Regions from separate parts of the Homo sapiens genome. Here all the other regions are linked to region 7. Evidence: chromatin loops called from intact Hi-C (ENCODE). Cell type or tissue: dorsolateral prefrontal cortex. All regions are shown on one strand.

Region 1 (4,000 bases), 370 kb before region 7:
TTTTTGTCACTACCTATAAACTTATGTATTCCATTTTAATTACATAAAATGTAAGATTTAGATTGCTAATTTTATCCTAAGCAACTCATAAGTTTTCAAGTAGCTCCCAGTTATTATTTTTAATGACTGTAATATTCAATTTAATAACATACCATTGTTAAGTTCTTTGTTATTTTATTAGAAATTTAGACCTCTTCTAGTTTTATCCTCTTTATTCCCACGTTGTTTTAATACCACCATAGACATCTTTTACTATATATGAAATATTTCCTTAGCTTCCTAGAGTTGGAAATACTATATCAAAGGGCATGATCACTTTATAATTCTAATACAAATGGTTTCCCTCCTTCGTTCTTCACTCCCAGAGACTACAAAGGGTCATAAAAAGACCATGCACCAGAAGTCAGGCAGACCTGGCTTCTGACTAACAGGCCATCCTGTGTAAATGTGGAGACGTTTTTCATCTCTGTGAATCTCATTTTTCTATGTTCCTGAGTCTTAAGATACAAACTGTAAAAAATTCTGAGTATTAAATATGAATAACTGTAAAGGCAAAGGGCATCTTTTTAAACCTCACTTGTGAATTGGGAAGTAAAAAAATATGTTTACATCATTTTGTTATAATAATAGTATTTTCTAGGATGAAACTTTTTCCTCTGTTTATGGAGAACCAAAGGCCTCAAGAGATTTAAAGATTTGACTGAAAATACATTCTTGGAGAGTTTGAGATGTGAATACAATCTAGATCAGAGGTAGTTAGAGTAAATTATAAAGCACTATTTGCTCCAGAAATTTTTGAAAGGATTGACAGTTGTTTTGGCAGGGAAGCCATAGTGAAAAATTATGCTCCTGATTTGTAATAGACACTAGTTCTGAGGGTAGAATAAGAAGGTCGAGCCGGTGGGATAAAATCCTATTTCAAAGAACCATGGCTCGAGTTTTACAAATGCTCCAGAAAAAGCACTTTGAGAAATGAAGACCAGAGTATTTTAATATATATTGTAGCTGAGATGAACTATTGAAAATATAAAATAAATCACAAATTCAGAATACCAGTCAAGATTTTGAAAAAACAATGACAGCTTTGCTTTAAACTTTTAACCCAAGTGCATTTTAGAAAAACCAGCAAGGCCACCCTAATGATAAAGTCTGTATCTTCTGCCCTGGATGATAAGGATATTCTTTAGAAATCTTTTTGAAATAAATGTAATCAAGCATTAAAGCAGCATGTAGTGGTAAAATCAAACCAGGTGGATTAATTGCTGTATGCATTTTGTATTCCTTGGGGCATTATCACTTTTGTTTTCATTAAAGAATTTACACACCATTATATAACAATGTTGGTTTTCCTCAGTGATGTGTGAATCATATATAAAGAATGCTTCAACAGAGAATGAAAAATGTGAAATAAGTCACTCTAATTGGTAAATAACTCTTTAAATTTTATGTAAAAATGCTAAGAATATTCTTTCAACTAGGTAGAAGTATTACTTTAAAGAAATAAACACACTAGAGACATCATAATATTATAAAAATATTCCACAAATGTGCCAACAATTGGACCATACATATCTTGTTGGAAAATCCCCAGAATTCCTGGACAATTATGAGACTTGCAATTATCACTTTAAAATTATGTAATTGTATTATCTTGAATTAATGAGTGTTTAGGTTTATGTAAAATAATCAACTTTTCAGCTAATACAAAAACTAAAATCTTAGGAGTTTTGAAATTTGTGAGAATATTTTTTAAAATTCATGTTTTAATGTTCTACCACTCTAATATATTGTTTTATTATTTTGAGCTGTGTCATCTTCCATATTTAATTTTCTAAGGTCCCATCTAGTTAATGAACAGAAGTTTTTATTTCTCATTTTCCAGCCAGCAGAGGGCAATAGAGCATTGTGTACTAAACATCCTCAACCAATTGAAACATTTCATAGGGGAGGGATTTTCTGCTATGAACAGATAAGAACATAAATTAAAGAGACCTGCTATCAACTTCTATTTCAATAGGATGTGTATGTGTATGTGCACCCCTTGAGTTTTTGATTTATGTTTTTGATAATTTATTATGACTATAGTGAACTCATTATCTGAAATTAGTCCACGGGTACATGAATAAAAAACTAGGAAATAGCATAGTGGTAAATGTTATCCAATCTTTAGAGAACATTTCAAAAACTACAAATGTTTGTATTTTTCAAGAAGTTTCTATAGAGAGAGATTCTATTGCCATTTCATAAAGGGTAGTAAGTGAATTATCTGAGCTAAAAGAAAACTTCTCATCTTAAGTTTTTGCAAATAAATGGTTTACTGGTACTTACTTTAAGCATCCATTAGTATACCCATTCTAAACTTAATTTATTAAGTTAAATTTATTATATTATTTTTCATTTTTAAATCATTTTATGATGGACAAATGAAATCTATTTCTCAAAAACTATGTGGGATTTAGTATAATGTGCAATGGAAGAAAAATCTTGATAAAAATCTAATTTAAAGAACAATGTAATATTTTCTCTCAATGTTAAATTAGTTCTGAAGATATTATGTACCCTGTATTGTGTATTAAAAAATAATTTGCTCAATACATATCGTTGTTATAAGGTCAGGGAATGTCTGGACCTCCTAGCTTTAAACAACTATGATTCTTTCATTCTAGAAGCTATTGTTTCCCTCTCTTAAGCCTTATCTACACACAAATAGGTAAGCATTTAGAAAGCTCATTTCATGACACATAAGTATATACATTGAATATGTCCTTTTCATTTTTTTGGCTTCATACCCTATATAAGCCTGTGTGTCCATCTCACTATTGTTTAAGAGTATTGGGTTTTAAAAATACTATATTAATTGCAAACTCCCTAAATAAAATCAAATTGAATTATTTAGAAGAGTACTGTATGTAGAAGTGTTATAAATTGTGTTTATGGTTTTCTGAACAATCTTTTAAGCAACAATCTTTATATGACTTCCCTTATTAATTGAAAAAGTGTTCAGTTTTCTACTACTAACTATAAACTTAATCTTGAGCTTTCTTTTTCACGATGAAATCACAATAATAATAATCAATTAATGTTTGATGATTGCTAATTCCGTTACAAGCGCTTTATGTGTATTACTTGTTTCAATCCTTGCAAAACCCCTAGAAGGGGAGAACTATTATGCTCTTCACTTAATATAAAAAGAATAGGTGCTAGCGATATTAAGAAACTTACCCACCATCACCCAGCTAGTCAGTGACAGAGATGGACATTTGTATTCTTACCCACTTACACATTTTAGAAATGAACATTGTGCTTCGTTATTATTCTACATATGCACCTAAGCATTTTATTTTTCCTGCTCCAAAGAGCAAGTTTAAGTAAACTAACTTTTAAGTTGCCTGAGATATTCCTTTATCTTGTAGATCACTGGAAGAGGAATAATACATGTTATTCATGTGGTTTTTTTCCTGGAGAAATCTCAAAGTACACATATATATTCAATAATGACTAACAAGACACTGAAACATATCAATAGACTATATTTACTGTACTCATTCAAAGCCACATCCACACAAAAGCAAAATTTTGTTAGTTCTCATTTCATCATGTAAACTTGGGTAGCATTTAGAAATTATCACCATATAAATGTTTTGATTAACTCTCAATAGCTTACATCTAGCTAAGTGTCCATGCCGATTCAATGGTGCACTCTGCCTTACCATCACATATCACCTTTATTACCCTACTGAATTCAAGTATGCATGAAGGTAAATAACATATTGGGGCCGGGCATGGTGGCTCACGCCTGTAATCCCAGCACTTTGGGAGGCAGAGGCGGGTGGATCACCTGAGTTCAGGAGTTCAAGACTAGCCTGGCCAACATGGAGAAACCCCGTCTCTACTAAAAACACAAAAATTAGCTGGGTGTGGCAGTGCGTGCCTGTAATCCCAGCTACTTGGGAGGCTGAGGCAGGAGAATTGCTTGAACCCAGGAGGTGGAGGCTGCAGT
Region 2 (4,000 bases), 700 kb before region 7:
ATACAACAAAAGAAATCAGTTCCCTTTGACTGGAATTTAAGTTCCCAGGAACAGAGAACATTGACATTATTTCAAATACTAAATGGCTTGAAACCATAGTGCAACTCAAGGAGACTTGAACAATTCCATTAACTCAGGGAAATTCTAGTTTCCTAGTTGATCTGATGAACCTGCCCTGAATGCCCTGCGAATGTCTTTCAGTCATTGATTTCCTTTACAAATGGAAATACAAACTACACACTAGCACATTTGCTAGCAAATGTCAGGATTGCAGAAGTGGAAACAAATTCAGATACTGGTATCTTCAATGACATAAATAAAAGGGAAAAAACAATGAAATGTCAACATTTTGTTACCTTATGAGTCTTGTCTTCCTGATAAAGATTAGATCCCAAGAATACATTTACAGTTGAAAGACTCTATGCCAAAGATGAAGTGAATGGTAATGGAGGGATGTCAGTATTGTAATCAAAGCATCTTACATATTTGGAATAGGTGTTAGATTTACATGTTGAGACTTACTCTATTAATGAATTGTGCCTTACAATACTATAACTCTGAGGTCAAAAGATTGATTTGATTAGCATTTATTCTGAAATAATAGTGTATCATCTCTGTTAAAATAAAAATTGTAATATTTTAATCTTTTATTTAGACAGAGTCTCACTCTGACACACAGGCTGGAGGGTAGTGGCAGTATCTTAGCCCACTGCAACCTCCACCTCCCAGGTTTGGATGATTCTTGTGCCTCAGTCTCCTGAGTAGCTGGGATTTCAGGTGTGCACCACCACACCTGGCTAATTTTTGTATTTTTATTAGAGAAAGAGTTTTGCCATGTTGGCCAGGCTAGTCTGGAACTTCTGGCTTCAAGTGATCTGCCTGCCTCGGCCTCCCAAAATAATGGGATTACAAGTGTGAGCCACCATTTCTGGCCAAAAATGTTAATAATTTAGAATAGCATATGGAATAAAAGCTACATTTTTGAGTTTTTAAGCGTAAAAATGAACTACTTTTCTCAAAAAGTTATAAATAGAAATACTATATGATCCAGCAATTCTACTACTAGGTCTACATCCAAAAAGGAAATAAAATCAGTATGTTGAATATATTTCTGCACTCCTGTCTTTACTGTAGCACTCTTCACAATACCCAAGATACAGAATCAACCTAAATGTCCATTAATGGGTGAATGGATAAAGAAAATGTGATGTATATATACATAATGGAACACTATTCAGTCATAAAAAGAATAAAATCCTGTAATTTGCAGCGACATGGATGAACCTGGAGGGCATTATTTTCGGTGGAATAAGCTAGGCACAGAAAGACAAATAGGGCACCGTTTACAAATATATGGAATCTAAATGTTGTTCTGATAGAATTAGAGAGTAGAACAGTGGTTACCAGAGGACGGGGAGAGGAGGTAGGAGGGAGGAATAGTGACAGATTGGTCAACAGGTACAAAGCTGCAGTTAGATAAGAGGAATATGTTCTGGTTTTCTATTGCCTAGTAAGATAAGTAGAATTAACAATAATGTATATTTCCAAGTAGCTAGAAGAGAGGTTTTTGAATATTCTGAAAACAAAGAAATGACACATGTTTAGGGTGATGGGATGTTAGTTACCCTGATTTGATCATTCTACCATGTATACATTTATCAAAATATCATGCCGTGCCCCGTAAATTGCACTTATTACAGCTGCATTATAAATAAAAATAACAAAAATAAAATTTAACCTCTGATAATTAGTAGTATTTTTTTAAATAAAGCAATGATTTCATTCATTTGCATGGTTTTTTTTTTGTTTGTTTGTTTGTTTGTTTTTGAGACCGAGTCTTGCTCTGTTACCCAGGCTGGAATGCAGTGGCACAATCTCGGCTCACTGCAAGCTCCACCTCCTGGCTTCAAGCAATTCTCCTGCCTCAGCCTCCGGAGTACCTGGGATTACAGGCGCCCGCCACCATGCCCAGCTAATTTTTGTATCCTTAGTAGACGTGGGGTTTCACCATCTTGGCCAGGATGGTCTTGAACTCCTGACCTCGTGATCCACCCACCTTGGCCTCCCAAAGTGTTGGGATTACAGGCGTGAGCCACCATGCTCTGCCCACTTGCATGGTTTCTAAGATTTATATGCTAATGACCCACAAATCTACATCTCTAGGCTTGACGTGTTATTATTTTTTCTGTTATTAAAAGCTTTAAGTAGAGGAGGAACATGATTAAATTTAGTAATTCCACTCTGTTGCAAAGGTGTCTTACTTGTTGGAGTATATGACTTGTAGATTGTGGCAAATGTGTCAAAATAGACGCAGGAGGAAATAAGAGGCAGAGTTCAAGACAAATCTATAAAAGGTTGGCCAGTGGTGCTGAGAGCCCTGCTGTGCTTGAATTGTTATTGCGCCACTCAACATATTTGAGTGATATAATCCAGAGGTACTCAGCTGTATACTTGCAGAGCAAAAAATGTGGACTATAGCACTGACACAGGGTTGAAATTCTCCTAGGCAGTTCCAGTGGAATGATAGGGATACAAAGTAATCAAGGATACTGGTATGAGAGAAGTTGGCATGGTAAATTAGGCCTTTAGAAGGCAGAGAAGCAGAAGAATCAGGAGGAAGTTGATTGAGATAAGATGATGGAAGCAAAGGCATTCTGATGAAATCAAGTGCCAAGTATAGGAGGTTGAAAACAGTGAAGAAAATAAGTTCTGTTTCTTCTCATTCTCCTTGCCACATAGGGTTGTGGTTAGCGTTAAGTCTGACTGTAGATGAGACAAGTTTAAAAGAGTTCTTGGTACTTGGCAAGTCCTCAATAAACTGGCCAGTTGTTATAGTGTTGTAGAAGTAGCAGCAGTTTCAGTAATAGTATTAGATGTGGCAGCAGCAACAGTAGTATAGTGCCCTTCCTAAACTATTACAATAACTTAATAACTTTTTTTTTTTTTGTGAGACAGAGTCTCGCTCTGTCGCCCAGGCTGGAGTGCAATGGTGGGGTCTCAGCTGACTGCAACCTCCACCTCCCGGGTTCAAGTGATTCTCCTGCCTCAGCCTCCTGAGTAGCTGGGATTACAGGTGCCCACCACTATGCCTGGCTAATTTTTGTATTTTTAGTAGGAATGGGATTTTGCCATGTTGGCCAGGCTGGTCTTGAACTCCTGGCCTCAAGCATTCTGCCCTCCTTGGCCTCACAAAGTGCTGGGATTACAGGCGTGAGCCACTGCGCCTGGCCTGCAATAACTTCTTATCTGTTCCTTCTGAAACTAGCTTCTTGTGCATCCTCCACACCAACACCATAGCCCTCTGATTAAAAGTTCTATTAATTTCCTATTGACTATAGAATAAATCAAAATTATTTAGCTGGGTGTAAAAGGGCCCTCTGAGTTTATCCCCAGCACCTCCATGTCCACACGCTTGGATTGAGGGATTGAACAAGTAAAAGCCATTGCATACAACCATACTGAACATCTCATCTTTTTATAATATAGCAGCCACTCTCATGACTACTCCAAGTTTTGTTTCCCTACTTGGAAATTATTTTTGCGTACATGTGTGCTTCTGTGCGTGTGTGTGTGTGTGTGTGTGTGTGTGTGTTTGTTTCTGTGTGTTTCTATATTCTTTTTTTGAGGTTAATTCTTTCTCATTCAATCAGAATTATTTTTTCCTCTATATTTCTACCTTAATCATATATCTATTATAGCATTTCCCATGTAAGAGCAATTTGCTCTCTCCAATTAAATTCTTAATAATTTGTCTCAATGACTCAGAACAATACATCATATCTAATAGTCACTAACTAAACATTTTGAGATTGAATAAATGAATGAATACTGCAGTCTGAACATAAAAAAATGTTATCTCACTGTGCTTTTACTACAGTCTTTCACTTTTAGATTACGGATAGACAGTTAAGAAAATAGTTTGTCAGTAATAAGTTGTCTATTAACTAAAGAGTTAGTGTTATAAGACTACAATTTTTCAGAGTTAACATTGATTCTTAAC
Region 3 (4,000 bases), 360 kb before region 7:
AAAATGTCGCTCTAAGGTCGTTGGTTGCACCAGCAGCAACCAAAATCAATGTACAATTTGCTTTTAAATTTTTATCTTCCATTAGGTAATGAATGTGCTCACCTGAAAAGACATGGAAAAGCACAACACTATGTAGAAAAGAGCAAATCCTCCTTCTCTGCCCTATCCATTGCGCAGTTCTGTCCTCCAGAGGCAACCACCGAAAGCAGCTTCTTACATGTACTGCTAGACACCAAATAATTTTTTTTGAAGTTATGGTACACAACTCTGTAGATATTAATTCTGCCATTTATTCAGCATTCGGCATGTTAGGTATTTCACATAGTGTGTCTTTTTATTTATTTATTTATTTATTTAAGACGGAGTCTCGCTCTGTCGCCCAGGCTGGAGTGCAGTGGCAAGTTATCTCGGCTCACTGCAACCTCCGCCTCCTGGGCTCAAGCAATTCTTCTGTCTTAGCCTCCCGAGCAGCTGGGGCTACAGGCGAACGCCACCACGCCCGGCTAATTTTTGAATTTTTAGTAGAGACGGGGTTTCACCATATTGGTCAGGCTGGTCTCGAACTCCAGACCTTAAATGATCCGCCCGCTTGGGCCTCCCAAAGTGCTGAGATTACAGGTGTGAGCCACAGCGCCTGGCCACTGTGTCCTATTTAAAAGAAAGAAAGAAAAATGACTGACTCAATGAATGAATGCCTTTCAGACGTGTCAGGTTTGTTTTGCTTTGTGTATTTTTTGTTAATGCAATAAAATATCTCGAGAACAGAAACAGAGAAGAGAAAACAGACCTGGTCACAGAGCTATAACTGGCAGGTTGGGATTTCAGGGCGGGTATACTGAGTGTCAAACCTATGCCTGACTAGCTTCTCCTAACTGCAAACTCTGGGCTTGTCAAGATTGTTTTTTGCATTTGTTTCTCTCTCTCTTAAAATTACATCCCCATTGTTAGCTTTCTAATGTGTGGAGTATGAAGTTGAAAGAGAGAGTTTCAACTGAAACATGAGGAAATGATCCCAAGGCCCAACCCTGTGCCTTATGATTTGGATATCTTTTCTACAAGACCTTCAACAACTGCAACTTAAAAGAAAAGGATGGTTGTAAGAGACTGCCCATCTACTGATATGTTCTGGATAGTTCTCTGTTTACCTCCTGTCCTAAAGCCATGTTGCTCAAAATTGATTTTTTTTTTTTAAATGGGAATGGGGAGAAGTGAGAGTGGAGTTGAGAGTTTATTCCAATTCCTGGAAGCGGCAAGGAAGAGGTTAAGTTGGACCAGGAGGATTTTTGAAGTCTTTGGCTGGGAGGTTCCATTTGGAGAAAGGTGCAGGGGAGCTAGGGGTGGCGAGAGAAACAAGACAGTTTCTCATTCGCCTGGATTTCCGATTCCGAGCAATTGGATTCTCACCTGAGGGCGCAGTTGGGCACCCCTGGCTTGTGGATGGAAATATTGAGGAGCAGAACTTGCCTGACCAGCGCCTGGAGAATAGAGTGAAGCATGGAAAGGACCACGCGGCCCCTTTAAGTATTATCGGGCCGGGGAGGAGAGGGAGGGAACTGGGAGCCGCGGGGACTGTGGGGGAAACCCACAAGCAATTGAGCTGGAGAGGAGGCAGCGTGAGAGCAGAAACTTCAGACGCCGCTGATCCGGGAGGAGCTGGGGTGAGCCGCGGCGGCCGTCTCTCCCACCCGCAGCAGCATCCTCTCTGCCCTTCTCTGCCACCCCGGGGAGAGCCGGGAGCTGCCTCTTTACAGCTTCCACGAGCCAGGGGTGCAGGCAGCTGCCCCCAGGAAGTTTGGGCTTCTGCGTAGTTTAGGGGTGCCTGCGAGCGCCCCAGAGGGCGAGGGGCCGAGGGCGATGTTGGGCGCCGCGCGGGGCTGGGGGCGCCCAGAAGACGTGCGAGTGTCCGCGGTCCTGCTGCTGTCTCCAGTACCCTCCGCATCCCCCAAGTGATGGGAACAAGGGCCCGCCCAGGCAGCCGCTGTCGCCGCACCGCCCCCTCGCTCGCTCTCTGCGCGCGGAGTCACCCAGTCACACTCCCGGCACCCCGAGCCCTTCCTCCGGAGCTGCTGCTTCTACTTTGGCTGCTATCGCCGCCGCCGCGGGTGGCCCGCTGCTGACTGGGCTCGCCGGGAGACGGAGAAGCACTTTTTGGCCCTCCCTCAGCAGCTCTCACACCCCAACTTTGCCGCCGCCGCCGCGCCTGCCCTCGCAGCGGCGCTCGGCCGCACATTGTGGGGGCGCACGCCGGGAGGCTCCGCAAGACCGTGGAGGCAGGAAACGGCACTACTGCGCTTCTGCCTCGGCTCTTTGTTGTTCGCTTTGGATGGTTCTTGAAAGTGTCTGAGCCTCCTCGGAAATCCTGGGGCCGGAGAAGACAAACCTTGGAATTCTTCCTCTGCAAAAGTCTCTGAGATACTGACAAGCGTCCGGAAAGGTCGACGAGTAATTGCCCTGAAAACTCTTGGCTAATTGACCCACGTTGCTTATATTAAGCCTTTGTGTGTGGTGTGTGGCTTCATACATTTGGGGACCCTATTTCCACTCCCTCCTCTTGGCATGAGACTGTATACAGGATCCACCCGAGGACAATGATTGCGGAGCCCGCTCACTTTTACCTGTTTGGATTAATATGTCTCTGTTCAGGTAACCCCGCGTCTTCTTTCTTCACCCTTGATCCTCCCTGTTCGCCCCCTCTCCACTTTGCACGATCAAACCCAGAAGTGTATTTTGGTTACCCCTCCCTCCTAAGGCCGGAGGGGCTCGATTCCTGCTAGACTTTTAGGCGAAAATGTTCCTAGTTCGCATTTGGGGTTGTCTCTTTTTCCCCACTCCCCAAAACCTCCCCTCCACCCCTGAACCTCCTCAAGACTCTTTGCAGATCTCGGCCTTTTGCCAAGTTCAGGGCACGCCCAGATTACTCTGGGCAAACGCACGTCTAAGCACTAGGGTGGGAGGAGGCAGCGGCTGGCAGTGAGCTAGGGCCCCCAGGATGAGCCGAAGTGAGTATCAGCCGCCGGCTGCTTCCCTGGGGAGGGAAATGTGCGCCCTGGGAGCTTGTGGCCCGCAGGCTTGCCAGGATTCCTGAGCCTAGTCCTCTCTAGCCCCTCCTCTTCCGAGCACAAGGGGTTATTAGTAGTTGTTTTATGTAACCAAAGTCTGTAATTAAATTTGATTCTGAAGAAGCTTCACGAAATAACTCCTTCTTAAGGTAGGATATAAAATAGCCACTGCCTCGCTGGGTTTAGAAGGAAAACAGGCGGTTGCAAGCATCGGAAAGGGGAGTTGCCTGGGGATTCTCATTGGCGAAAGAAAACTGAATTTGGGATGTTTAGGATTAATTAAATAATACTGAAATTCCATATGAAGTGTTGGAAGGATGCTGAAACGGGGCCCTTCTGACATAAGAGTACACACTGTATCTACACTTGTAAATAGTTTTCATACACTCCCTAGGAAACTTTTTTACTGTGGGTGAACTGAGCCACGACTCAACTTCTGTTTCTTTCCTTTTGGTAGATTCTGGTTTCAATCACGGATCCGATTTCAGGCTTTAAAACACACACACACACACACACACACACACACACACACACACACACTGCACCTCGGAATTTTTATAGTCACATTCGCATACTGAGCTTCAAATTGCATCAGGGCTTATCGGTAAGAGTCACTCAGTTTGCACAATTATGAAACGATTTTAAAGGTTAGTTTGAGCTTTTGTGGTCTATGGTTATCATTTATGTTTTGACCAGGGATTTTACTTAAGACAGTTAACAGAGTAAGAAAAGGGGGGAAAAAAACCACATACGTCAGCTAAATGATAGCGAATAAACCCCTAAAAGAATTTTAGCCTGTGAATTGTGCCTGCTGGCTGAAAGTTACAAGGAAGATTTGCAACTAAAGTAAATTTTAAAAATTATTAAATTGTTACTTCTTTAAAGAAAACAGAAAGTGAAGTTTCAACCTGGTATATCTCATGTACGTCACAGTGGAGGGA
Region 4 (4,000 bases), 220 kb before region 7:
GTTTAAATGTGGAATTTTCATGTATTCTTATGTGGTTTTACTTTATCTCACATTGGATCAATTGAATTTATTATTCTAACAATCATCAGTTGTATCAATTGCAGTGCATTACGTGTGTAGCAAAATATTTGAAAGCCAAATGCTAATTTTTTACTAAATTTTTTACTACCTTAAGATGAACTTCTCTGAACTTATTAATAGACTATACGACAATCTCAATAAGCACAACACATAATCAAGTTAATTGGTCTTCATAAAAACAAGATATAATTATGGCTAAGTTGATACAGTTTTTTAAAGATTTTCTTTCTTCAAGTATAGTTGTCTCTAAATCCATGCACTAGTTTATGTTTGGTTACACTCTGTAGAACTATTTTGAATGCTATAAAATTTATCTTTCTTTTGAAAATTTTGCATATGTTACTATGCAACTTGATACTTTTCAAAACATGGAAATAGTTTTGAGTTCTGAAAATACAACATCATTCATCCTTGAAGATTATTATTTTTTCTTGACTACATAACTGTGAGTAACCTTTCCTTTCTATTCCTGGCACTTTGTGTTCTCTAGTCATTTTACTGTTCTTATAATGTGAATAAGTCTTGCACACTAATTCTGCATTCTTTATTGGTGAATCTTCATTAAGTAAGCCCTGATTTATATTTACTATGCTGATATAGTTCTTTTGGCAAATGATGATTGATTTCAGGTAACAAAATCTGACACTAAAGTAGATTTTAAATTGTACAGATTATACATGTGAAGGACTTACTAATAACTCCTTTTTCTTTTAGTTGTTAGTTCCTAACATGTGTCAGGTAAGGGCTTGATATTTTTCACTTTGATTCTGCTTTTAATCTCCAGGTGGGACAGATTTTCATGCTTCTCTCTGTAACGTTTTGCTTCCTAAAACCAAATTGAATGAATGTTCTGATGTTTGGAGACTGCCAGGATACTTGGCCAGAATTCTGATAGTTTTCAGTTGGCAACATACCCTCTCTTCAGTCTTTTTTGGACTGGTGGACGTTTTGTAAATATTTCCATAAGCTATTCCGAGTGCATGCAATTGATTTTTTTTTCTATTCTAGCTTTATAAGTTAGTAATCAGTGAAACCAGGTTACCCTAACTATAAGGCTTCATTGTTTTTCAATTTACATTTTATCTATATCATTTATATAATGTCACGATCCCAGACTTTATGGTTTATTTCTTCATTTTATTTTAATTGTGTTGAGTTTGCTTTTGCTCTCAAGCTTACTAATTGTCTCTCTCAGTCTTTCTCCATGTCATTTGATTTTTATCACAATTGCTGATCTACTATCCAGAAAACCTAATGGGTGTCATGATTTATGTTAGTGATTATTCCTTTCCTTTTCTAATCATTTATAATCTATTTTAAAAATGAATCACTTCATAAGAAGTCCGAAATTAGTGCCAAGATCATTTGTGTACAGACTGAAGACTCATCTGATTTTGTTTTTCAGAACTTTAAAATAAAAAATTTCATTTCCAAGTTTTGGAATTCTCTAATTTTCCCATGACTTTTCAGTAGATTTATGATAGTTTGGTTTAACATTGCAGTACAGTTCTACACACCTCATCTATGTTCAGATTTCTATCTTTAAATGTATGTTGAAGCTCTCATTTGTTACTGGATTCATTTATTTGTGCATTCTCAAAGTGAAACAGATGGGTGTTGAATTTGAATATAAGATTATTTATTTGAATCTAATAAATAAATAGAATAGAGGTATTTGTTTTGAGGTAACTATTATTGAGGTAACAATAGTCTTATTGTTATTTTGACAACATAAATAATTTGAGACAACTATTGTGGTTTATGAATTTTCACTGAGATTTTGATCTGTTATAGAAAAGAATTACTTATAATGGTTGATGCTAATAGTAAAACTGACTAACTTGTTAGTTTAAATTTTTTATATTTTAAAATTCTAGTTCAATTTTTTAAATAAATGTTTTTGAGCTAATAATTAGTATAAAGCAAAAGTAAACCATAATATAATGAATACTTGAAAGTGTATGACATAAAGTTTTCAAAGATTTATTTGCCCCTGCATTTTTAGCCTCTCTAGTACTGGTTGTTAAGACCTCATATTGTAACTATAATATATGTATTATTACGGTGTATTAGTATTATATACATTAGCATTTGCATTATAAGTTATAATGCAAATTTTGAGGTAACATTTTATATAATTTAAAATTAGTTTTAAGTTGGCTTTTAAAAAGTTATTAAAAGGCTATGAATTTTGAGAAAAAATTATCTTACCTCACCATTTTTCACAACATGGAGTTTTATGTGTGTAAAATAATACAGCATATTAATGAAATAAAGGTGTATTTTAATAAGCAGTTGCCTAGTAAACATTTATTTAGTACCTACTATGTGCTTGCTAAGTATATTTGCACTGGCTAAAATTCGTTTTCTTAGAAGTGCTGCAATTTGATACAGTGATTGAGTATATTTTAATACCTAATCTGATTCAATATATTGTTTTGAAAATGCAAGATGGAAAAATCTTTGCTTATGCCCGTTGCTCATACTTTAAGGTTAGTAATTGAAGTCACATATCATTAAAAAAAAAATCCTCTCTTTAAATTTCCAAGGGGGTATGTGATAAATGGAGTATGGGTTACAGAAACAAATTGAGTTTGAATCCAAATTTAGACAAGTTGCTTGATTTCCAAAGTCCTTGTTTCCTCAGCTGTAAAACTGAAATGAAAGTAACTATATTAGTCATAGTATTGCTGTATATATTCAGTGAGACAATTGAAGTGTAAACTTTCCAGCATAAAGTTATGGCCCAAATAAAAGTCACGTGAAAAGAAACAGATGAACACAGAAAATGAATATTCATTAACTCTTCAACTTTTCTTCCCAGGAAAGCATTTTTTAAAAATTTCCTAACCTCGCTCAGGAATATACATGATAGTAAGTATTAGTTGTTGAAGAAGTATTCCTTTATCATTTAATTTTATATTGAGCCCTTTATATGATTCAAATATTAGAAATTTTTGTAGGAATATTTTCCAAAATTGGCTTCGTATTTTTTATTTACTCATAGGTAAGAAGAGGTTTACTTGGTCGCAAGCACATGACAAGTAATTAAACACGTTCATACACTATCACTCTGGAAAAAAAAATTGGAATTCATGTTTTTGATGTTGTTTCAGCTGGGGTTTCAATTCATAGACAGAATTCTGTGGAGAATCCAGAAGTGAGATCTAACAGTTTAGCCAGCTCATCTATTTTCTTTTCGAAGGAAGAGATAGGACAAAATTGGATATCTCCAGAGGGAGGTCCAAGTACAGTGGCACAATGCATCCCCTTTTGACTGACGGAACTACCTGAGTTCCCTTGGAGAGACAAAGGAGGAAAGAAAAGTAGGAAGTAGAGAGAGGCTGACTGATTTAGAGACTTAAACATAACCCTTTAATATATAGAGGTGAGTTTTCAATATTCCCCCAAGACTGTTTTTGGGAGGGAAAAGAATTTAAAGTAAATAAAATAGAATATGGGATTCTTAATATTTATTCCACAAAGGGAAAGAAAGGAAAGAACATTATCAGGTAAGTCTTGTTTAATCCAGGCATTTTTTCCTTTTCTTAACTGTAAATGATGTACTATTTTTCCTGAGGTAAGAAATATAAACAGATTACAATTTGTAAATCTTACAAAGACCTATTCTTTTGAAACACCCTTACTACTTCATATTATAAGTATTTCTTCACTTAAGATTTCTGAAGTGAGAAACATTGTTTTGGGAATTACCAGTATCATGGGAATTTCTGTAACTCTTATACTCAAGCTATTGAATTAAATAAAACCTTGGAAGGACAAATGCCTTGATTTGTCCAGGGAGCTTACTGATAACGTGAGTGTTACAACCTGAAAACTCATCTGCTTTTAAATACCTAGGCACTGCCCCACTTCCTCCCTGACACTTTGTATTTAATTTTGAATTTTTAACTAAACA
Region 5 (4,000 bases), 230 kb before region 7:
ATTCTAACACCATATATTAGTTATATTAGTTTTAATGGTTTTTTATCTTTGTATAAGTATAATCATATAATATGTATTATTTCAATGGGGCTTCATATATTCCACATTATGTTTTGGAGATTCATAAATATGGGTATATGTAATAATAATTTATTGACTGAACGCTTTTTGAAAGGCATCTTCTTTCTTTACTCTGGTAACATAATTTACAAGTGCAGAGTACAATTTTTTTTTTCTTTGAGATGGAGTCTCACTCTGTCACCCAGGCTGGAGTGCAATGGTGTGATCTCAGCTCACTGCAACCTCTGCCTCCCGGGTTCAAGTGATTCTCCTGCCTCAGCCACCTGAGTAGCTGGGATTACAGGCATGCGCCAACACACCTGGGTAGTTTTTGTATTTTTAGTAGAGATGGGTTTCACCACGTTGGTCAGGTTGGTCTCAAACTCCTGACCTCGGGATCCACCCGCCTCGGCCTCCCAAAGTGCTGGGATTACAGATGTGAGCCACTGCGCCTGGCCACAGTACAATTTTTTAATGAACAAAACTGATAAAATATGTTGGCGATATATGAAATTGAGTTAAGAAGCCTCGAAGTATAAGTATTATTCTTTTAATCAGCTTATTTTCGTATTGTTTCTTCCTCCTAAAAGATATATATTCTAAAATACTATAATTTTGATTACTCATGTTTAACTCTTTATTGTAGGAAAAGCATAACTGGTTAAATATTTGACATAACTATTTGATGTTGTTTTTTTATAAACAAAGCTAAAAGATAAAGTCATATATCAAATGTTAGAAGACGTTTTACAAAAATATAAACTTGTTCATGTATAGGTAATATTATTCTTCAAATGAATCTTTAATTACTTAAAAAAATATATATGTATGTATATATATATATATATATATATATATATATAAAATTTTGCTATCAGTAGTAGGGTCTTGAAAATGCCATTTTACTTCATTTCTTCATCTGTAAAATGGGCAGGGTTGTATGAACATAATTTTTCTAAAATTAAATAGTCCATGTAGGATTTACAGTCAGGCTGATGAAGTTCAAATCTAGTCTTTGAATCTTTGTAGGTGTCTGCTATTACACATGTGAGTAAACCTCTCTGTGTCACATTTACTAATATACAGTGAGGGTAATAATAGTATCTACCTCATATAGTTGTGAGGATTAAATGAGTTAATACATGAAAACAATGTAGAATATTCCCTGGCACATAAATATATATATTTCTGTGTCAAGTGTTCTTGCTATTGTTATTGTTATTACTTTACCAATATAACTACTTTGGCTTGCATAGATGGAAATTTCTTATTTGGCAAATGGAATTTGGGGAACTTTTATTTCAAGAGAAATATTTTTGAGAACTCTCAGTTTTTTTTTTTTTTTTTTTTTTTTTTTTTTAGTTTTAAATTCAGGGTTACAAGTGCAGGTTTGTTACATAGGTAAACTTATGTCATGGGGGTTTGTTGTACAGATTATTTCTTTATCTAGGTATTAAGCCTAGTACCCATTAGTTATTTTTCCTGATCCTCTTCCTCCTTCCACCCTCCACCCCACAAGAGACCCCACTGTGTGTTTTTTACCTCTATGTGTCCATGTATTCTCATCATTTAGTTTCCACCTATAAGTGAGAACATGTGGTATTTGGTTTTCTGTTCCTGTGTTAGTTTGCTAAGGATAATGGCCTCTAGCCCTCTATCCATGTCCCTGCAAAGGACGTGATCTCCTTCTTTTTTATGGCTGCATAGTGAGAATGCTCAGAATTCTTAATGATATTATTTGATCTTTGTGAAGATTATTTCATAAGACATCTTACAGATGAGGTCAGGTTAGAGTGGTATAAGGGAGGGACTTAAACATGCAGCCTTCGTACAAAGCAATGCAATTGAGTTTCATGATGAGAACATACAGAAGAGAAATACACACACACACACACACACACACACAGAAAGAGAGAGAGAGAGAGAGAGAGTCTATTTCTTCTTTTTCCTTATGTTATTATCTCAATCCAGGAATAATTTATCATATCTTATCTGGACTATTAAATTTTCTTTCTTTCTTTCTTTCCTTTCTTTCCTTCCTTCCTTCCTTTCCTTTCCTTCTTTCTTTCCTTCCTTCCTTCCTTCCTTCCTTCCTTCCTTCCTTCCTTCCTTCCTTCCTTCCTTTCTTTCTTTCTTTCTCTTTCTTTCTCTCTTTCTTTCTCTCTTTCTCTCTTTCTTTCTTTCTCCCTTTCTCTCTTTCTTTCTCTCTTTCTCTCTTTCTTTCTTTCTTTTTTGAGGGGCAATCCTCCCATCTCAGTCCCTGAGTAGCTGGGATGACAGATGTGTGCCACCATGCCTCGCTGATTTTTAAAGAATTTTTTTTGCAGAGGACAAGTTCTCACTATGTTGCTCTGTCTGGTCTTGAACTCTTGAGCTCAAACAATCCTCCCACCTTGGCCTCCCAAAGTGCTGGGATTACAGACGTGAGCCACCACACCCAGCCTGGACTATTGCTATTTGATAACTGGCTTTCTTGCTTTTAGTAACATCTCACAGAAATCCATTTTCCACTGCATTGCTTCTGTAACTAATTTCTAAGATGCAGGTCTGTTATTGTCATTCTCTTCATTATAATCCTATAGTGATTCTTCATTAGCTGTATAATAACATTCATGTTCCTTTGCTTGGCATCTAACTGTTCATTTTTTAAAAAATGTATTGAGTGGCTACCATGTGTCAGCAATACACAGGAAAAGTCCCTTATGAGCTCACCTTTGCCTTTCCTTTTATCTGCATTCTCCCCACTGTTCACTTGCAGTCCAAAACTACCTGGCACACTCTGGCCACACATGAGGGCTGCATCAGGCTCTCTGATTTTGCACATGCAGCATAATCCCCCATCCTAGCTTTGCAGTGAAACATTGGGCTGGCCCTTTTATTCTCTGAATTTCAGGCCTCTCATTCTCAAAAGTGTTACACTCTGAAATCTCTTCTAGATCTAAACTCTACAAATCTCAAAAACTTTAGATGTCAGATAGGAGAGAAAGTAGGTCTTTAGATGGATATTGGACTCTTGAGCAAACCCACAAAAACTATACTATATTTAAAATATACTATATAGTAAATTATTAACAGTATAGTAGAATAGTACATAATTTAAATATCATATGTTTAGCAGGGCACTGTAGCTCATGCCTATAATCTCAGCACTTTGGGAGGCTAAAGTGGGAGGATCACTTGAGGCCAGGAGTTTGAGACCCTGTCACCACAGAAAATTAAGAAAATTAGCCAGGCATGGTGATATGCACCTGTAGTCCCAGCTACTCAGGAGGCTGAGGTGGGAGGATTGCCTGAGGCCAGGAGTTTGAGGCTTCAGTGAGTTTTGATCATGCCACTGCACTCCAGCCTGGGCAACAGAGTGAGAGCCTGTTTATAATACATATCTGCGTCTCATGTGGTTGAAGACAAACAGGTGTAGTCAGGTCAGTGATTATTGATGTAAAGAAGCATTTGGAAGTCATGGGGAAATATCAGTACATTTTACAAGTATACTAAATTCTGTGCCACCTACATAACTTTTTTTTTTTTACCAACAGAAATTAGAAAATTAAAACCTTGAGCACCAATGCCCAATAAAACAAAAATCTGTTGAAACTAAACACAACGACTTGTCTCAGTGCTTCTGCCGTAGAGAAGAAGATGAGAGAAAAGATTGGGAATGGCCCAGCACAGTGGCTTATGCTTGTAATCTCGGCACTTTGGGAGTCTGAGGCAGGAGGATCATTTGAGGTCAGGAGTTCAAGACCGGCCTGGCCAACATGGTGAAACCCCATCTCTACTAAAAATACAAAAATTAGCCTGGTGTGGTGGCGTATGCCTGTAATCCCAGCTACTTGGGAGGCTGAGGCAGGATCATTGCTTGAACCTGGGAGGCGGAGATTGCAGTGAGCCAAGATCACACCACTGCACTCCAGCCTGGGCAATAGAGTGAGACTCAGGC
Region 6 (4,000 bases), 860 kb before region 7:
CACGCCATTCTCCTGCCTCAGCCTCTCGAATAGCTGAGACTACAGGCGCCCGCCACCACGCCCGGCTAATTTTTTGTATTTTAGTAGAGATGGGGTTTCTCCATGTTGGCCAGGATGCTCTCGATCTCCTGACCTCGTGATCCACCCGTTTCGGCCTCCCAAAGTGTTGGGATTACAGGCGTGAGCCACCAGGCCCGGCCACACTTCTTATAGTGAGAACTATTTCTGTCTCCATCAATATCAGGTTTGGCCACGTGACATGCTTTGACCAGTAAAAGATGAAAGAAAAAGATCAATATGGGTTCTGAGCTGAAATTTTCAGCGCCATTGAGAGTTTCTTAAAGATCTTATCATCTCTTCCCTCTACCACAAGAATAGCATGCTTCTTGCTCTTGGAGCTCATTCCAGAATCCAGGCTGAGGAGACATTGGGGCTTTCTCTTCAGCCTGGGTTCTGGAACGAGAAGCATTCAGGAAGAAAGCAGATTAACAGCTATTAATAACTGGCCACCATGTAAAATGAATGACAAATGCATGCTGTTAAGAAACAGCAAGATTTGGAGACCATTTGGCCAGGCGTGATGGCTCACACCTGTAATCCCAGGACTTTGGGAGGCTGAGGCGGGTGGATCACTTGAGGTCAGTAGTTCGAGACCAGCTTGGCCAATATGGTGAAACCCCGTCTCTACTAAAAAAAAAAAAAATACAGAATTAGCCAGACGTGGTGACATACACCTGTAATCCCAGCTACTTGGGAGTCTGAGGCAGGAGAATTGCTTGAACCCGGGAGGCAGTGAGCCGAGATCGCACCATTGCACTCCAGCCTGGGCAACAAGAGCAAAATTCCATCTAAAAATAATAATAATAATAATAATAAAAGATTTGGAGAATGTTTATTATCTATGCATAATATAGAAAAAGCTTTACATTTTCGTTTATGTTCTGTTATCACTCCTTCTCCCCATTCATAATTCTGAAAAGCAATCCTCCTAGGTCTTCTAACTTACTGTTGTTTCACGGACAATTCTAAAGCTATTGCTCACATATATACTGAGAAACTAGACCTTTTAGGAAGTAGCAACTCTAAAACTACCTGAGAGAACTGAAAGAAGGGGAAAGAAAAGAAGCACGGAGGGAGGGAGGCTGGTAGGAGCAGCATGTGCCATTGCATCTCTATTTCCTGTTGTAGATAAGCTTGGCCATCATATTTGTCTTCTTCCCTTCCCCTTCCTTTCCTCCTTCTCCTTCTTCTTCTTAACATGCCTTACCCTATGCATTTTTTTCTCCCAAATCTGAGTATCTACTCAGAGACAGAATATCTGAGTATTAGTTTATTGATAAACTAAATACACTTATAGGAAAATTAGCATACTTTTGTAGAAATGTACATTCAAAACCAAATAGGTTGTAAGAGTAGAACCTTATATGAAATCTAGTCAGCTCCTAATCATTCTGACCCTAATCATTGTAGGTAAATTAGAAGGCCACTCAGACAGCAATGCAAGCTCCAGGATTCTTCACACATTCCTTCCGCTCTCTTACCACCAGATGGCTCTCCAAGCCAACGTGGTCAATAAACCCTAACACCCTGGAAAATGTCAGTATAATACCAGATTTTTTCCTGAAAGGGATTAAATGATTATTTCTTGGAATACCACATATTCATTCATTCAATCATTGTTCCCTCATTAATCCATCAGCAATTGAAGGTTTGAATGAGACTGCCACAGAGTTTATTTCATAGTAGAGTAATAAAATGTCTACAACTATTACTTTAGCCCCTGCCACACAGCAAGTATTCAATAAGTGTCACCTATAATTAGCTACCTTGGGCCATACAAGAACATTCTAAAAGAATATTTTCAGTCTCTTGCCTCTCTCTTTATATGTTACTTATACCCAGAACAGAGGGTAAACAAAGATGATCTGGGCTGCAGATAAAGATTTAGGAGCCATTTAGTGCTATTACATTAGTACTTTGAAAGTCACAGATATGAAGGAGGTGGACCAGAAAGAATGTTAAAATAAGAAAAGAATCAAGAATAAATCCTAGGACCTACTAATATTTAAAGGTTAATAGGCTGAAAGGAGCCTAGCAGAGAGATTGATGCAGAGCCAGCCAAGAGTTTAGAGAACAATAAGGAAAAATAAGTTCTCCTCACACCCAAAGGCCACCGGCAAGGAAATTTCTGCAGGGAGAGAGTGATGGTCAGTGTCGACTGTTCCAGAAAGATCAAGTTAGATACAGACAAGAAGCACTCGCTGGAAATTCAGTTATTGGTAACTTGAAGCATTAACTATGGCATAATGGAGTACTAGTCAAATTGAAATGAACCCAGGAGTGACAGGATGTGAGGAAGTCAATAAAAATGAGAACGAGTGATAACCAGTAATCGAAAGGAGGTTAGGAAAATATTTTCTTTTGTTTAAGGTGAGGAATGACTGCGCATGATTTTTACACTAAGGGAAAGAATTCAACAGAAAGAGTCTTATGGTATGGTAAAAAGAGAGGGTAATACACTATGATGCAGTTTATCACTCATTGGAATGACACATTTTGTCTGATGACACATCCTCTTGACCAGAGTGTGGGGAACACCTACTCTCATGTGCTTACGGGAGTATAAATTGGTATTGCCTTACAGGAAGGCAATAGTGCATTATCTTTCTTTCTTGTAAAAAATGCACAAAAACCTTTGTCAATCATTTCCATTTCTAGAAATCTATCCTGTAGATAAATTCAAATACATGTGAATTAATATATATTCAAGATTGTTTGTTTGTACTCAAACACAACTGGCATATCCATCAATAGGCAATGATTTAATTAATTCTGATACACATACAATTAAATAGCATGCAGCTTTTAGAAACAACTTTGGAAAGATCTCTACATATTAAAGTTTTAAATACTACATAATAATATGTATAATATACTATGTGTAATAAAAAGGGAATCAGAATATATATCCATGTTTGTTTGTGTATAAACAAAGAGACTATGGCAAAGTTAAAAAGTAACTAAAAATAATGGCAGTCTGTGTATCAGTGTGGCAGTAGGGAGGATTGTGTGAAAATTGGGGTAGAGAGGAAGAGCGGTGAATAGGAGACCTTCCACTGCATAACTTTTTATTCTCTTTTGAAATTATATATGCTTCCTTTTCAAAAATGTGAAAATATGCATTTTTAAAATATAAATATAGGTAAATTGAGAGCTGTGAATGAAGAAGTGAGAGTATGGCTGTATATTTTTAAAAGCATTTGATCTAGTGGAAGGAGTACTGAGCTTTCTGACAAGTAGAACTTATGTTATCTTTATTTAAAATTATTTTTGAATTATTTTAATTATACTAACAGTAAACCACATTATCAACTCAATCATCAATTGCCAGGTTTCAAAAGCGGTTGCAGTGAAAAATTTAAGGTATGGAAACCTTTTTTTTTCTTCATATGCATTGATCATTTCTAGAAGGAAAGCGAAGGATCTGTTAATACTGGAGGAAAGAAACTTGGAGACTGAAAGTCAAGTGTGGGACAGAAACTTCCTTTTCCTTGTTAAAGCTTTGTAATTATTTCAGGCTATATATGCACAGTATATATGACCCAGTATATTTTATTCATGAAGTAAAATATATTTTATTCATGAAGTAAAATATACTGATGCAAAGTTGCAAAAGATGTGAATATGTGAACACATCAACCAAATACCTTTAAAAATGACTACATACCAACTAGCTAGAAAGTTGCATGAACATTTTATGATTCTTTTTATGGGATATTACCCAAGAAAAATGTTGTTTCAACCCAAAGACTATATTCACGTTCACGAACCTAGGTTTCAGTCAAATCAATATTGAATAGGACAAATACTTGGATATAGTGTTTTGAACATATAAATTGTACAACACTGAGAATATTATTTATGAATATTTGTAAATCTATATATAGAGAGAATCCTGAGATAATGTTAGATCATTTCAAAATGGCATTGGATATTATGG
Region 7 (4,000 bases):
GAGCTGCCATCAGGCCTCACATTTCTGCATGAAGCATAGAAGTTAATGCCACCGAAATTTTTATCAAAAGATAGTGGAATTTTTTCAGTATTCTACTTATTTGAATGTTTTAGCTGAAGATTCTTTTGGATTTTCTATGAGCACACTCATGTTGTCCACAAATAATGATTTTTATTTTTTCCTTTCTAATTCTTACACATTTCTTGTGTAAGAATGTGGGATGAAGCCAGACAGAATTTTGTGCATTTTATAACGTTTAATTTTTATTATTTTCTGATGAACCAATACAATAATATGAATAATTACATTTTACTTGTCTTTTTAATAGGTAGATCAACAGTCTCAGTATATACAAGGATATAAAATTCTCTATCGGCCATCTGGAGCCAACCACGGAGAATCAGACTGGTTAGTTTTTGAAGTGAGGACGCCAGCCAAAAACAGTGTGGTAATCCCTGATCTCAGAAAGGGAGTCAACTATGAAATTAAGGCTCGCCCTTTTTTTAATGAATTTCAAGGAGCAGATAGTGAAATCAAGTTTGCCAAAACCCTGGAAGAAGGCAAGTATGATGAAGCGTTTGATTTCCATGCATTGCAGTATATTTGTTAGAATTTTATTAGCTTAATTTAAATTGTTATAATGTTAATAGTGGCATTAATTACTAACTTTCTTGATATTGAACATACATTTTGCTAACAGTATTTGTTTATTTAGAAAACTAGAAAAGCAAAATGCTATAATAGTTGACTTGCTTCAATAGTGGCCTACCTCAAATGTGTAAATGTGAACATTATATTACTTAATGGCATATAGAAATTTAATTATTCAGAACTAAAATTCACATTTAAAAATGAAATTGTTTTCCGTTTGGTTTATTTTCCATTCAGCATTTTCTATTTGTTTATTTTGATCCATGATTTGAATAATGTGTTGATTTGCCCAGGACTTCGTGGGATTAGCATTTTCTTCCTAAATCTCATCTCTTTTAAAACACCTCAGTTCTAGACAAATCACTATAGCTGACCACCCTATTCCTAGAAATTAAACAATATTTACATAAAGGTAAAAGATTACATTAACTAACAACAGGATTTTTCCCAACATGTCTTTGTCACTTTGGCTGTATAAGTAATTATCATGAATGATTAATATTCATTTTCATACTTTTGAACATTTCGGGGGAGAACATGAGACTAGAGTTACACGGTAGAAGAAATAGGAATTGTCCTGGGATGTTTGGTGGAAACAAGGTATTTAACTTTGGTTATGGAAAATTCACCGTGGCAGTGAATTAGCATTGAGTGAGGAACAACTTAGGTAGTTTGGGACTATTCAGACTTGGATGAGATACATCTTTAAAACATATGCAGCTGGGCACAGTGGCTCACGCCTGTAACCCCAGCACTTTAGGAGGCTGAGGCGGGCGGATCACCTGAAGTCACGAGTTCGAGACCAGCCTGGCCAAGGCGGTGAAACCCCATCTCTATTAAAAATACAAAAATTAGTGGGGCATGGTGGTGGGTGCCTGTAATCCCAGCTACTCAGGGGGCTGAGGCAGGAGAATCGCTTGAACCCGGGAGGGGGAGGTTGCAGTGAGCCGAGATCATGTCACAGCACTACAGCCTAGATGACAGAGCGAGCCTCCGTCTCAAAAAAAAAAAAAAAAAAAAGCATATATTGATATAGTATTAATACATCTATTATTGGGTTTGATATTAATTACCTGCTTTCAGTGTTCTCTAGCACATTCTAATAACCTACCTTTTAAAACAATTTAATAGCACCCAGTGCCCCACCCCAAGGTGTAACTGTATCCAAGAATGATGGAAACGGAACTGCAATTCTAGTTAGTTGGCAGCCACCTCCAGAAGACACTCAAAATGGAATGGTCCAAGAGTATAAGGTATGAGTATAATATATATATATATTAATGTCCTGATGGGCAGCCCCCACCATTCATAAAGAAAAAGCAGGCTGGTATTTGTTTATGGATATTTGGCGCCATCTGCTGGTCCAAATAGCAACATGTAAAATTATTTTTAAAACGCTTTCTTGTTTATTCAGTGATTTTGAAATTCTGATTCAGGTGGTCTGACAGGGGCCCTTGCACATATATCTTGGTGAATCTTTTGGCGATTCTGATGTGCATCCTTAGTTAAGGCCCAAATAAGACTATACATGTTCTTCTGAGGAGCAAATTAATCTGTACGGTAACCAAGTATCCTGAGCAGAATTTTAAGTTTATTTTATTTTCAAAAGATTTTTAAAAACAAATTGAGAAACCTCTTTATGAAATTTGTGTATATGAACAGTGTATTTTTTAAAGTATTTAAAAGACTGCCATAAGTGCACTGTGGATGTTTTAAGATATTTCAAGTAAGATTTTCTAGATAATTGAGGCATTAAAAGGTAAAAGTCTCTGTACTTTTAAGTGTTTTCTTAAGAGTTTCAAGGCTGTCTCAATACTGAGGAGTGACAGGATACTATGTGTTAGTCTAGAAAAATAGAATGTTATAGAAGATTTTTAAGGATTTAAAATGGGTGATGTCTCAGCTCTCAAGCTAAATTGTGGAATGTAGGCATTTTCCCCTAAGAGTCAGAACTCATTTCTCTCCTGAAGAAATGCAAAAGGGTGGATTTCACGTAACTTCATGGTCAATTTAAAATAATAAAATGCCTTTCAGAACCTGATTGACTGGTACAAAATCAGTTTGTGGCTTTGGTTCAGCTGTATAATGTAAATGGGATTTTTAAAAAAATCACAAAAGAGTCTTAATTTCCAAATGGTCAGCTCCTGGTATAGGGTCTGAGCATTTCTTGGTGTTATGTATTGAAACTATATTAAAATAATATTAACTTTCAAAGAAAATATAAAAAGATAAATGATGGAAGAGACTAGGCTTAGATTTCTTTTAAATCTCACTTCCTATTAGAGTTTAGACAATTGTCTACTTAAAGTTAATGGTATATATTGCTTGAGAACATCATAAGGAATATAGAGTATGTCAGTTGGGCGCTGTGGCTCACGCCTGTAATCCCAGCACTTTGAGAGGCCGAGGCAGGCAGATCATCTGAGGTCAGGCCGGCCTGGCCAACACAGTGAAAGCCCGTCTCTACTAAAAATACAAAAATTAGCTGAGTGTGGTGGTGCACACCTTTAATCCCAGCTACTCAGGAGGCTGAGGCAGGAGAATCACTGGAACCCGGGAGGTGGAGGCTGCAGTGAGCCAAGATTGCACCACTACACTGCAGCCTGAGCCACAGAGCAAGACTCCATCTCTAATGATAATAATTAATAATAATGAGCATGTTTTTCTATAGATCATTTTCTTATGGAAACTGAGCTTGAACATTGTCGTGCACCATATCCAAGTTCTTAAACATCGCAGAAGATCACTCACTGATGAATCTGTTAGTGAAATTTAAAACAAGGATTATAGAATAGTTTGAAAATCTCAATTTCTTGAGAATAGTTTTGTATCACAAATATTATTAGCCAAGTTAATCAGGTAACTCTTTGTTATTAGAAGAATGCTTTTTTCACATCAAATATGTATTGCTATTCTTTATGTTCTCATGTATGCTGTGAAGGACTGATAGTCCCATTTAAATAGAAGAGCAGAGGGCAAATTGTCTCTCATTGATAATATAGTTCAGTGTACCAGAGGTTGAATAAAATCCTGAGATGAGGCTCACTCCTTGTGTGCAGTTTTATTTTTAATAATCATATTTGTGCAAACTACTTTAGAGTATTCAGAAGCTCTCCTTCCTTTTCAATCAACTACTCCTTGTAAAATGTGATGTTCCAGTGCCCATGCCAGGCAGGTTGATCCCAGAGAACTGTTGAAGTACGAGGCTTGGCGTTTCCTACTCATTTTTGTTTTACAATATCTGGTCATCTGGGTCATGCCTAGAATGCAAATGTTGAATGAGTATTATTCTTGATCTGCATAGACACAGCTATCTGCAAGGTACTTATTTAGCTGGCAGATAATGTGT

Evidence for each region. Hi-C counts contacts between places; a loop is a spot of excess contacts. Peaks named below come from ENCODE experiments on the same cell type or tissue, not always from the same donor. Only the 100,000 strongest peaks of a DNase experiment are listed, where the experiment ranks them.
Region 1: a loop joins it to region 7, with 12 times the contacts of the local background. A loop is called at or near these places in 95 of 110 quality-filtered maps.
Region 2: a loop joins it to region 7, with 5 times the contacts of the local background. A loop is called at or near these places in 37 of 110 quality-filtered maps.
Region 3: a loop joins it to region 7, with 6 times the contacts of the local background. A loop is called at or near these places in 26 of 110 quality-filtered maps.
Region 4: a loop joins it to region 7, with 3 times the contacts of the local background. A loop is called at or near these places in 5 of 110 quality-filtered maps.
Region 5: a loop joins it to region 7, with 2.8 times the contacts of the local background. A loop is called at or near these places in 6 of 110 quality-filtered maps.
Region 6: a loop joins it to region 7, with 6 times the contacts of the local background. A loop is called at or near these places in 9 of 110 quality-filtered maps.

The regions. Positions count from the first base shown.
Region 1 is chr3:79,030,796-79,034,795 of GRCh38, reverse strand. All of the region lies in intron 3 of ROBO1 (roundabout guidance receptor 1), which reads left to right. Among named protein-coding and RNA genes, the nearest start is that of MIR3923, 480 kb to the left of the region's middle. In dorsolateral prefrontal cortex, CTCF peaks have their summits at 1,682 and 1,883 (motif pointing right); no DNase peak of the experiment used is centred here.
Region 2 is chr3:79,352,993-79,356,992 of GRCh38, reverse strand. The region is part of intron 2 of ROBO1 (roundabout guidance receptor 1); the gene reads left to right. Among named protein-coding and RNA genes, the nearest start is that of MIR3923, 150 kb to the left of the region's middle. In dorsolateral prefrontal cortex, no CTCF peak of the experiment used is centred here; no DNase peak of the experiment used is centred here.
Region 3 is chr3:79,017,050-79,021,049 of GRCh38, reverse strand. All of the region lies in intron 3 of ROBO1 (roundabout guidance receptor 1), which reads left to right. Among named protein-coding and RNA genes, the nearest start is that of MIR3923, 490 kb to the left of the region's middle. In dorsolateral prefrontal cortex, a CTCF peak has its summit at 2,133; DNase peaks (open chromatin) are centred at 1,559, 2,139 and 2,989; H3K4me3 peaks cover 3,002 bases; H3K27ac peaks cover 3,145 bases.
Region 4 is chr3:78,872,627-78,876,626 of GRCh38, reverse strand. All of the region lies in intron 4 of ROBO1 (roundabout guidance receptor 1), which reads left to right. Among named protein-coding and RNA genes, the nearest start is that of MIR3923, 630 kb to the left of the region's middle. RefSeq lists a silencer at 434-728. In dorsolateral prefrontal cortex, no CTCF peak of the experiment used is centred here; no DNase peak of the experiment used is centred here; H3K4me3 peaks cover 908 bases; H3K27ac peaks cover 3,531 bases.
Region 5 is chr3:78,882,833-78,886,832 of GRCh38, reverse strand. The region is part of intron 4 of ROBO1 (roundabout guidance receptor 1); the gene reads left to right. Among named protein-coding and RNA genes, the nearest start is that of MIR3923, 620 kb to the left of the region's middle. In dorsolateral prefrontal cortex, no CTCF peak of the experiment used is centred here; no DNase peak of the experiment used is centred here; H3K27ac peaks cover 248 bases.
Region 6 is chr3:79,515,549-79,519,548 of GRCh38, reverse strand. All of the region lies in intron 2 of ROBO1 (roundabout guidance receptor 1), which reads left to right. Among named protein-coding and RNA genes, the nearest start is that of MIR3923, 9.7 kb to the right of the region's middle. In dorsolateral prefrontal cortex, a CTCF peak has its summit at 1,560 (motif pointing right); no DNase peak of the experiment used is centred here.
Region 7 is chr3:78,657,590-78,661,589 of GRCh38, reverse strand. ROBO1 (roundabout guidance receptor 1) reads left to right here. Exons shown (of 31, transcript NM_002941.4): 16 at 329-560; 17 at 1,783-1,904. Among named protein-coding and RNA genes, the nearest start is that of LINC02077, 610 kb to the right of the region's middle. In dorsolateral prefrontal cortex, CTCF peaks have their summits at 1,812 and 2,020 (motif pointing left); a DNase peak (open chromatin) is centred at 1,979; H3K27ac peaks cover 1,366 bases.